Regions from separate parts of the Homo sapiens genome. Here region 2 is linked to region 1. Evidence: read pairs that join two places in POLR2A ChIA-PET (ENCODE). Cell type or tissue: Panc1. All regions are shown on one strand. Each heading gives the region's core, and the rest is flanking DNA. Links, peaks and the distances in the headings are about the cores only.

Region 1 (5,386 bases), core at 330-5,329:
TCAAGCGAGTCTCCTGCCTCAGCCTCCTGAGTAGCTGAGATTACAGGCGCATGCCACGTTGCCCAGCTAATTTCTGTATTTTTAGTAGAGTCGGGGTTTCACCATGTTGGCCAGGCCAGTCTTGAACTCCTGACCTCAAGTGATACACCCACCTCAGCCTCCCAAAGTGCTGGGATTACAGGTGTAAGCCACTGCGCCGGGCTTTATCATAGTCTTAGTCCAGTATGCTCTGCCTCTTTTAAAAGCAAACTTGTACTGATGTATTCCACATATGCCTTAATGCAAAGAGAGGACATATGTAATACAATTCTTATTTTTCCAATGAGATTCCCCTTCCTCCAAATTAGCCTAATTGGATATATAAACTATTAGGATGTAGACAAGATTCAAATGTCTATGATATTTCAGAGATTAATTTGGTTGCACATATATATTACTTTTTAATTGACACATAATTGTATATATTTATGGGGGACAGAATGATATTTTGATACACATACACCATGTGTAATAATCAACTCAGGGTAATTAGCATACCATAACCTCAAACATTTATCATTTATTTGTGTTGGTGACATTCAAAATCTCTCTGATAGTTATGTGAAAATACATAGTAAATTACTGTTAACTATAATCCTACAGTGCTATAAAAAACTGGAACTTATTCCTCCTCTCTAGCTGTAATTTTTTTTTTTTTTTTTGAGACAGGGTCTCACTCTGTGACTCAGGCTGGAGTGCAGTGGCGTGATCTCAGCTCACAGCAACCTCTGCCTCCCGGGTTGGGGTGATCCTCCTGCCTTAGCCTCCCAAGTAGCTGGTATTACAAGTGTGTGCCACCACACTTGGCTAATTTTTGTATTTTTAGTAGAGATGGGGTTTCGCCATGTTGGCCAGGCTAGTCTTGAACTCCTGACCTTAAGTGATCCACCCACCTTGGCCTTCCAAAGTGCTGGGATTACAGGTGTGAGCCACCGCACCCAGCCTCTAGTTGTAATTTTGTATGTTAATCAACCTCTCCCTATTTTCCCTCTCCCTCTACCCTTCCCAACCTCTAGTTACCACTATTCTACTCTCTGCTTCTGTGAGCTCAACGTTTTTAGCTCCCACATAAGAGTGAGAGCACGTGATCTTTATCCTTCTGTGGTTGCACATATGTTTAAATCACACATTACATAAAACAATACCTTAAGAAATATAGCTTTTTAGGCCGGGCGTGGTGGCTCATGCCTGTAATCCCAGCACTTTGGGAGACCGAGGCGGGTGGATCACCCGAGGTCAGTAGTTCCAGACCAGCCTGGCCAACATGGCAAAACCCCATCTCTACTAAAAATACAAAAATTAGCCGGAAGTGGTGACATGTGCCTGTAATATCAGCTACTCGGGAGGCTGAGGCAGGAGAATCACTTGAACCCAGGAGGTGGAGGTTGCAGTGAGCTGAGCTGGTGCCACTGCACTCCAGCCTAGGTGACAGTGAAGCACCGTATCAAAAAAAAAAAAAAAGAAAGAAAAGAAATACAGGCTTTTAAACATTTGTATTAACTTATCAGGTACAAATGTAATTTTGCTACATGCATAGAAATATAGCTATCTTCAATCCCACATTTCCTGAAACAATTTTATTCAAACTCTTCACATACATCTTTGACACTAATGTCTTCATCACTAGACCCCCTTTCAGAATCATCCCATATAATTTTCAAGATCATACTCTTTTTCCTGCCTAAGCACTTAACATTCCATATAAAACACTCTTGTTGGAAATGTTACCCCATTTTGTAATTTGTCCTCTAAATTTAGATTCATCATCTAAAATATAACTATTTACTGCTATTGCTTTTAAGTGATATTTAGGAGTTCATTTACTTGACATAAAACACTTAATAATTATGAAGTACTCCTTGCAGGAATAATTCCTAACTGTGTCTTCAATTTCTTTGCTTCCTTCTTTACCAGTTCTTCTGGGGTACTCTTTCTACAAGCTTCCAAAATTAGGCTTGATTTCAGGATAATGGGTCTTTCCCAAATAGAACACTTCCTTATTCAAAATAGGAGAAATTTCAAATTCTGGAAAAACGTGAGAAATTTTAGAAGACCTCCTCTATAAGGAGATGGCCCCTGCTTTGGGGGCCTTTTAGGAGATAAAAAGCTTTTGCCTCAAAGTAGCAGCACAAATATCAGATATAGGGGGGAAATGCCTGAAATTACCATGTGGTAAACACCAACGAAACTAAAACTGAGCCCATTATTTTTTTAAGATGTAGTATCATGCTTATACTCACATAACTCAGGCAGAAGCTCTCTGAGGAACTCCATGAGACCCAGGAGCCACCCCCATCACACACTCCAATTTCGGCCTCATGGAAGACTTTCTATAGGTTGACTCCAGCCTCCAGAATTCACTGGGGAGAAGTGTGTGCGTCAGCCCCGCCTGCCCTCTGCATGCTGTGCATCTGCAGGAATGTTCCTCACACGGGCTCAGACCTGCCCAGGCCCAGCTGCTCCAGGACAGACTCGGCTTTCGTCCACAGCCCTGTCAGATGCAGGACTGTGGCCTGGCCATGACAGCTGGGCTTCCACTCCGCTCTCTGAATCTTCCACACCCCTGACCCTTGCTGCTTCTTTCTTCTTTGTTGGAAGCTGCTTTTCCCCAAGCACTAATATTCAACATAAACATTTAAATTGTATTTCTTATTCATTTTCCCTGTTGTGTTTCCTAGAATTTAAACGCATTTTGTTTTCTACTTAGCATAGTGGGTTAAATAGGCTTTTGTGGGCTAGTCTGGGAACATTGTTTCCAATGAAAAATGCATTCTGTGTTGGAAACAAACAACATACACAATGAAACTTTCGGAACACAACCTCTTTGTAGAGTGGGGACTGCCTGTCCTGCCTCATGTATCAGAATTAAAGTCTGCAAAGGTTCTCTTTTCAAATCTCGGCAGCTTTAAAAAAAAAACACACAAAACAAAACAAAACAAAAAAACAATCTGGGATGGAAAGGTAGGAATCTAGCCACATCTTAAAGAACATGAGAAACAGATGTGTTTTTTTGTTTGTTTGTTTTGTTTTGTTTTGTTTTGTTTTGAGACGGAGTCTCGCTCTGTTGCCCAGGTTGGAGTGTAGTGGCACCATCTCGGTTCACTGCAACCTCCTCCTCCCGGGTTCAAGCGATTCTCCTGCCTCAGTGTCCTGAGTAGCTGGGATTACAGGTGCCTGCCATCACGCCCAGCTAATTTTTGTATTTTTAGTAGAGACAAGGGTTCACCACGTTGGCCAGGGTGGTCTCGAACTCCTGACTTCAGGTAATCCACCTGCCTCAGCCTCCCAAAGTGCTGGGATTACAGGCATGAGCCACCGCACCCATCGTTTTTTGTTTTTTTAAATCATCCTCTTTCTAATTGGGGGTAGTGGTGGAGGGTGGGGGATGTAGAAATAAAGTGACATAATTGCCCTCTGCCTCCTTAGGAAAACACCAGACCTCTGAGAAGGAGGTGATTAAACCGTTCAGTCACTTGACAAAGATAATCTAATTAATTAATGAAAGGATTTAACACCCATGTCTGGAGCATTTGCAATGTGCTAGACACCCTTCTGCATATGCCGTGACAGCTCTGACATGACAAACAAGGCCTGTGGAGAAACGCAGACTAGGTAACAGAATAAACAAGAATGTGTAAGGTGGTGACAAATGCTATGATGAAAATTAACAAAGGGAAGTATTAAACCAGAGAAGTATTCAATAGAAGTGTGGCTGGGTAGCTACCCTTGGTTGGGTGGCCAGGGAAGACATCTTTGAGGAAGTGACTTTTATGCTGAGACCAAAAACCAGCTAAGAGAAGATAAGGGGAGGGGAATCCCAGGTAAGGAGGAACTGTGAATGCAAAGGTCCCGAGGTAGGACAGAACAAAATGCAAAGGCCCTGAGGTAGGATAGAACAAAGCAGTCTCGGCCTCCCAAAGTGCTAGGATTACAGGCATGAGCCACCACTCCTGGCTACACTGGAAGGCTTTAAGCAGGGCAAAGCCTTATGTGATCTGACTTGAAAGGCCACTCTCCTACCCATGAAGAACAGGCAAGAGTAGAGGCAGAAGCACAAATGAATTAGATGACAGCAGGGATGCTGGTGGCCACTATGTAGTGTACACTCAACCGTGTGCCTGGAGCTCCTTAAAGCCCTTTATCTGCATTATCCATTAATCCACACAACCTCTCTATAGAGTAATTTCTAGAATTTCCATATTACATATACAGAAAATAAAGTCTAGAAAAGTAATGTGCCTCCAGCTGGTAAGGTTTTTTTTTTTTTAACAACCTCTTTTTATAACTATATAAGTCAATAATAGTCATCATAAGAAACATTTTTTAATGAGCAAAAAGAAAAAATTAAATCACTTGAGATCACATCATCCTGTGATAATTACTATTAACATTTTGGCTTATTTTTACTAGATGTTGTTCCATGCAAGTACATTATCTACTGTTCTCAAAAGCATATGATGCTTGCTTCTACACATTAAATAATTTCTAGATTACGAATGTTTACAATTTTATTATTAATTTTAAGAACACTGCCTACGAGTTCATTTTTTTTTTCTTTTAAGTAGAGACAGGATTTCGCCATGTTGCCCAGGCTGGCCTCAAACTCCTGGGTTCAAGTTATCCACCCATCTCGTCCTCCCAAAGTGCTAGTATTATAGGCGTGAGCTACCACTCCTGGCCTACAAGTTCATCTTGAATGACACTATAAAAAAACGGTGGCTTACACCTGTAATCCCAACACTTTGGGAGGCCAAAGTGGGTGAATCACGAGGTCAGGAGTTCAAGACCAGCCTGGCCAAGATGGTGAAACCCCGTCTCTACTAAAAATATACAAAAATTAGCCGGGCGTGGTGGTGGGCACCTATAATCCCAGCTACTTGGGAGGCTGAGGCAGAGAATTGCTTGAACCCGGGAGGCAGAGGTTGCAGTGAGCTGAGATCACGCCACTGCACTCCAGCCTGGGCTATAGAACGAGACTCTGTCTAAAAAACAAACAAACAAACAACAAAAAAACTGTGGCTGGGTGCAGTGGCTCATGCCTGTAATCCTAGCACTTTGGGAGGCTGAGGTGGGTGGATGGCTTGGGCTCAGAATTTCAAGGCCAGCCTGGGCAACATGGTGAAACCCCATCTATATAAAAAAATTAAAAAATTAGCCAGGTGTAGTGGTGCACGCCTGTAGTCCCAGCTACTAAGAGGACACATTTAATCTATGCATATATATGTATGTATATACGTATATATATGTATAGATATTTTTTTGAGACAGAGTCTCGCTGTGTCACCCAGGCTGGAGTGCAGTGGCACAATCTCAGCTCACTGCAATCTCTGCCTCCTGGGTTCAAGCG
Region 2 (5,386 bases), core at 59-5,058, 540 kb before region 1:
TTTGCACATGTGCATACATGGTGGGTTGGGAGGGATAGAGGATGGGGAAAGGTATATAAAGTGATCCTCTAGAGTTTGCAGGACAAGCCCAATATGTCTTTTGTCATATATGTGATTGGGGATTCAAAGATGATGGTTGTGGTTATTTCCTTTTAAGTCTTTACAGGCTAGAGGTTGTTAATTTGCATGGTAGTTCCCTGTAGATTTTGTTTTGTTTTGTTTTTTTCTTCCCCCATTTCTTTTTTGTTCCTCTCGGTGCCTTTTCTCAGCATATGTATTTGCTCACCCCACCGTCATTTTTTTTTTAATCACTCTGGCTGAGGGGTCTTTTCTACCTAAAGAAGCATTTTTTTGGTCGGGCATGGTGGCTCATGCCGGTAATCCCAGCACTTTGGGAGGGTGAGACTGGTGGGTCATCTGAGGTCAGGAGTTCAAGACCAGCCTGGCCAACATGGAGAAACCCGATCTCTACTAAAAATACAAAAATTAGCCATGTGTGGTGGTGGGCGCCTGTAATCCCAGCTACTCAGGAGGGTGAGGCAGGAGAATCGCTTGAACTCGAGAGGCGGAGGTTGCAGTGAGCCGAGATCGCGCCACTGCATTCCAGCCTGGGTGACAGAGCGAGAGTCTGTCTCAAAAAAAAAAAAAAAGCATTTTTTTCATCTATAGTCTGTGAGACCCTAAATAAGAGGACATATCAGACAGAACAGGTGAAGAGACTGGTAACCCATCAGTGCTAGACAAATAATCTAAATCATTAAAATGAGGAAGGTTTATACAGTCAAAGGACTCAATGGTGATGTAAGCCCCAAGTAACTGATTGAAAACTAGACTCAGATTTAATCTCTGTGTTAACCGCTGACCAATATATTTTCATTGTGTAGTTTATATAGTTTATATACATTAAGGAGATTGGTCCTCCATTCAGTAATGTTTATAAATTATCTGCTTTTTTATTTTCTTGTTTCTATAAAAATACCACTCTTTGGCTGGGCGCAGTGGCTCATGCCTGTAATCCCAGCACTTTGGGAGGCTGAGGTGGGCAGATCACCTGAGGTCAGGAGTTAGAGACCAGCCTGACTAACATGGTGAAACCCTGTCTCTACTAAAAATTCAAAAAGTAGCTGGGCATGGTAGCAGGTGCCTGTAATCCCAGCTACTCAGGAGACTGAGGCTGGAGAATCGCTTGAACCCAGGAGGCAGAGGTTGCAGTGAGCCGAGATCATGCCATTGCACTCAAGCCTGGGCGACAAGAGCGAAACTCCATCTCAAAAAAACAAACAAACACCACCACTCTTCTTAAACCTAACTTGTTTATTAACAGGTTTTACTCCAGAATTAATCTCAGGATTTTGCTAAGCCTTCATATTTTAGACTAGAAAAGAAAATCAGTGAATTGCTTTCAAGCTGTGATTGGTTGCCAGTGCTTTACAAATAGTCTGGGTAGTTGCAACACCAATGATTAAGAAAAAAGGTAAACATTAAAGCCATTAAAAGTGATGAAATTGAGTATTGGTGTGTAGCAGTCTCCATGCTGCAATGAATTCCTATACAATTTTAAATCCTAGTACTTTAGAGGTATTTGGAAATACTGATTTTTTTAAATAAGAAAGCAGAGTTAAGGTCACAGTTGCATAAGGAAGATTCTTCATGACTTTCATGGTCACTTCTCCGTGGGTGTGCACACACATGCCCACACACAAATGCATGCTTCTGTTGGATTGGTGCTTCTAAGACTAGGAGCATATAGCAGTTTACCATGTGTATCATGTAAGGAAATTTACTTGGGAGAGTTATAAATCCATTGACCAGAATGGGGGCTTATGATAGTTGAGAGCAATTAGAAGGAAAAGAGTATTTCTGTGACAACCAGGGCTAATTAGAAGGATTAGTCAATCTACCCTTGCTTCCAAGCAGGGAATGTCTAATCAAAGAGAAAGATTTTTGGAAAAACAGGAAATGGAAAATTAATTTGAGCCTCCTCTCCCCAGATTGTTTTAGATGCCTCAGGAGGGGCTCTTTTTTTTTTTTTTTTTTTTTTTCTTGAAGTCAGTTTTACCAAGAAATTTCCTGAAGTAAAGACGACGAGTGATTCCTTCGTTTTGGGATGACTGCCCCTAGTGTATAGCATAATGCAGAGTGATGGAATTATTAGTGAGGAGTCCTAAACGTGGGATTAGGAGTCATTGAGGTAGAAAAACCAGGCTGGCTCATTTCACATCTTTTGAATTTGGAAAGCTATAGCCACCTCGCATTCAGCTATAATTTTTTTAAGGATAGAAATGTTTTCTCCTAGTTATTTCATCAGGTGATTTGCACACCAGGATCCCAGGAATCCAGCATCCTTATCCTGGGCCAGGCCAGTGTCTCCATCACTTGATTGATGTGTGATGGGTGTATTGACCAGACTGGGGAAGAGGATTTTGTTTTTTTCCTCCATGTCCCCCACAGGCAACTTCCCAGAGTTACATGCTCACTTATTAATTTCTCAGTGAAACTATTTAAACAGGCAGCTGTTTGTTATACTTTATCAATACGAGGCTTTGTAAACAAGAAAAATGAGTGCGATCTAACTTGAAAATGCCCTGTAGAGAATAATCCTGTTTTGTCAGACAGAGGATGGGCTGACCCTTTGGGTTTTTTCATGTTTAATTCCTACTATTTATTCCATAAGGTACTAAGAAGGTCTGTGGGAATCCTTGATACTTACCTGGGCTTAGTTTAGCTCTAAAAAAGTAGCACAGGAGCAGGAGACTTGATGAGAACTTAAAATGAAGTGTCTGGCTAAGACCAGGATAGTCGAGTTGCTCATGAAACCTCTGGATTCACCGCTGGGTAAATCTGGTATCATGATTGTTTTGATCACCATTTAAAAATGTCTTTTCTCCAGTTACAAATAAGATGTTTTATCCAAGAATGTGCACTAGCACAAAAGGACTTTATTTTGCACAACATCTTCTCTTTGATAGGACACAATTTTCTCAGGCCTGAGTTACATGATGGGGGTGGTGGCTTTGAGGAACATGGAGGGTCTTTTTGTGGCAGCTAAGTCAGGGAGTTTCAGGATAAGGATGCTGGGACATATTTCTGTTAAGCAGGGGATTCTGGTGGAAATACCAGGACTTTCTTTTACTGCTTACATAAACACTCTGGATCCTCTGTGCCCACTCAGAAAGTTTAGGGAGAAAAGCTGAAAAGGCCTTGAATTAATATCTCAGATGAAGGACAGTGCCACTAACAGTCTATTAAAATACACATTAAAAATATGTAACTTTAAATCCCTTTGGTTTGGTTTAAAAAAAATTAAAGTTTTATAATGATGCCTTTATTCTTTTATTTAAGGTACTTAAAAAATGTATATATTATGGCCAGATGCAGTGACTCATGTCTGTAATCCCAGCACTTTGGAAGGCCGAGGCGGGTGATCGCTTGAGCTCAGGAGTTTGAGACCAGCCTGGGCAACATGGCGAAACCTCATCTCCACAAAAAACACAAAAATTAACTGGGCATGATGTTGCGTGCCTGTAATACCAGCTTCTCGTGAGGCTGAGGTAAGAGGATCACTTGAGCCCAGGAAGTGGAGGTTGAGCCCAGGAGGTGGAGGTTGCAATGAACTGAGATTGGGCCAGTATACTCCAGCCTGAGCCACAGAGCAAGACCTTCTCTCAAAAAAAAAAAAAAAATTATATATATACACACACATACATTTATATATGTATATACACATTCGTGTATATTATATATTATATTATATATTATATAATATATAATATATATATATTATATATATATATAAAATAGGTTTGGTTTTTTTTTTGAGACAGGGCTCACTGCAGCCTTGACCTCCTGAGCTAAGGCAATCCTCCTGCCTCAGCCTCCTGCATATTGGGACCATAGGTATGTGCCACCATGCCTGGCTAATTTTTTAAATTTTTTGTAGACATAGGGTTTCTATTTGTTGCCCAGGCTGTTCTTGAACTCCTGGGCTCAAGTGATCCTCCCACCTTGGCCTCCCAAAGTGCTGGATTACAGGCATGAGCCACTACATTTGTTCTTATTATTTATTTTTAATACCAGATGATCATCTCTATTAAAAACAGAAGTGAGTGATATGATGTGTACAACAGTGCACGTACTGTATCTTTACTGAGAGAATAGTGGAGAAATACCCTTGTTTGAGTCATTTCCTGAACAATAGGATGGGGTGGTTTGTAAACCAAAATTTGGTCTCTGCTTTGGTGAAGCTAAGAATGCAGTTTTGATCTTAATATGCTAGTAGCCAACACAACTGAAGGTGATGCAGCATTTTTACCTCATTAGCAGTGTCTTAGGCTTAGCTGGTAAGGCTTCACCAGCTTGCAGTGCCCAGGAAGCTGACGTAATAAGCAGCAGGTCATGGGCAACACGGATGTCATCTTGGTCCAAGATACATCCATCCTGCTGTGTCTCATATTTGTTGTAGAATGATTCACATAGAAAAACCATTTTGATTTTTCCTGTCTTTTAAAAACAATACTTCAGTTTGTCTTCATGCTTTCTGTAAAGTTGTATCTCCAATATGCCGGTTTAATTTTGTATGAAACTGGAATTTTAGATGAAAGGCTTTCTAATGCACAAAAGAACCTCAGCCCTTTCTCAGAAGCACAACAAACACACACATAAACAACAACAATAGAAGAGTTCCAATTAGGATTTTCAGAACACAAATACCCATTTAAATGTACCTAACATTTCTCTGCTAGAAGCCACTTTAAATTATTGTTCTTTTTAAAAGGAAAATCCAATATAGTTGAAAGCTTGTGCTTTATAAATATGTGATGCTTCCCTGCATTATCTGAAAGAGGGAGAAAAACCATGTCTTGCTTTTTGGGATTTAACCTGTTTTAGCTGATCACAAAATCTTTATTAATTGCATTTATTAGCTATATAGCACTCCAAGGTCTTTGAAATTTTTTGGTTGCAAAAATCTGATGAAAAAATTAAATTGTATATTATCTTGTAATTTTGCAAAAAGCATGTGATTGAGTTGTGCCCTGCCAATGACTTCTAGTAGCAGAGCAAGCAGTGGTCCTTCCTCACCATTGAGAGTGGCGTCGGGGAGTTTCTTGCAGTTACAACAAAGCCCAAATTATGGGGACGGTGAGGGGAGTCTTTGGCCACAGAATAGGTTTGGGTGTGAGCTGCACTTTCTGCCTTGCTAAGTGTCAGTTTTTCTGGATTTTACATTTGTCTTCCTATAGCTTCAGCTTCCCTTCTTTCCTTTACTTCCTACTGTGGCCTTCATTCTCTTCACTTGGTGGTGATGAGTAATTTTACACAAGGCCATTTTCTCTGGACATAGACTGAGGCAGTGATGGGATGGTGAAGTACCACGGATAGTAATCAG

Evidence for each region. Peaks named below come from ENCODE experiments on the same cell type or tissue, not always from the same donor. Only the 100,000 strongest peaks of a DNase experiment are listed, where the experiment ranks them.
Region 2: POLR2A ChIA-PET joins it to region 1 with 6 read pairs; 3 of 35 experiments call an interaction of 5 or more read pairs at or near these places.

The regions. Positions count from the first base shown.
Region 1 is chr4:139,565,836-139,571,221 of GRCh38, reverse strand. It overlaps LOC105377451 (a long non-coding RNA gene), which reads right to left and starts at 2,547. Exons shown (of 3, transcript XR_939251.4): 1 at 2,280-2,547. In Panc1, for the core only: no CTCF peak of the experiment used is centred there; no DNase peak of the experiment used is centred there.
Region 2 is chr4:140,102,772-140,108,157 of GRCh38, reverse strand. All of the region lies in intron 1 of MAML3 (mastermind like transcriptional coactivator 3), which reads left to right. Among named protein-coding and RNA genes, the nearest start is that of MAML3-AS1, 23 kb to the left of the region's middle. In Panc1, for the core only: no CTCF peak of the experiment used is centred there; no DNase peak of the experiment used is centred there; H3K27ac peaks cover 1,992 bases.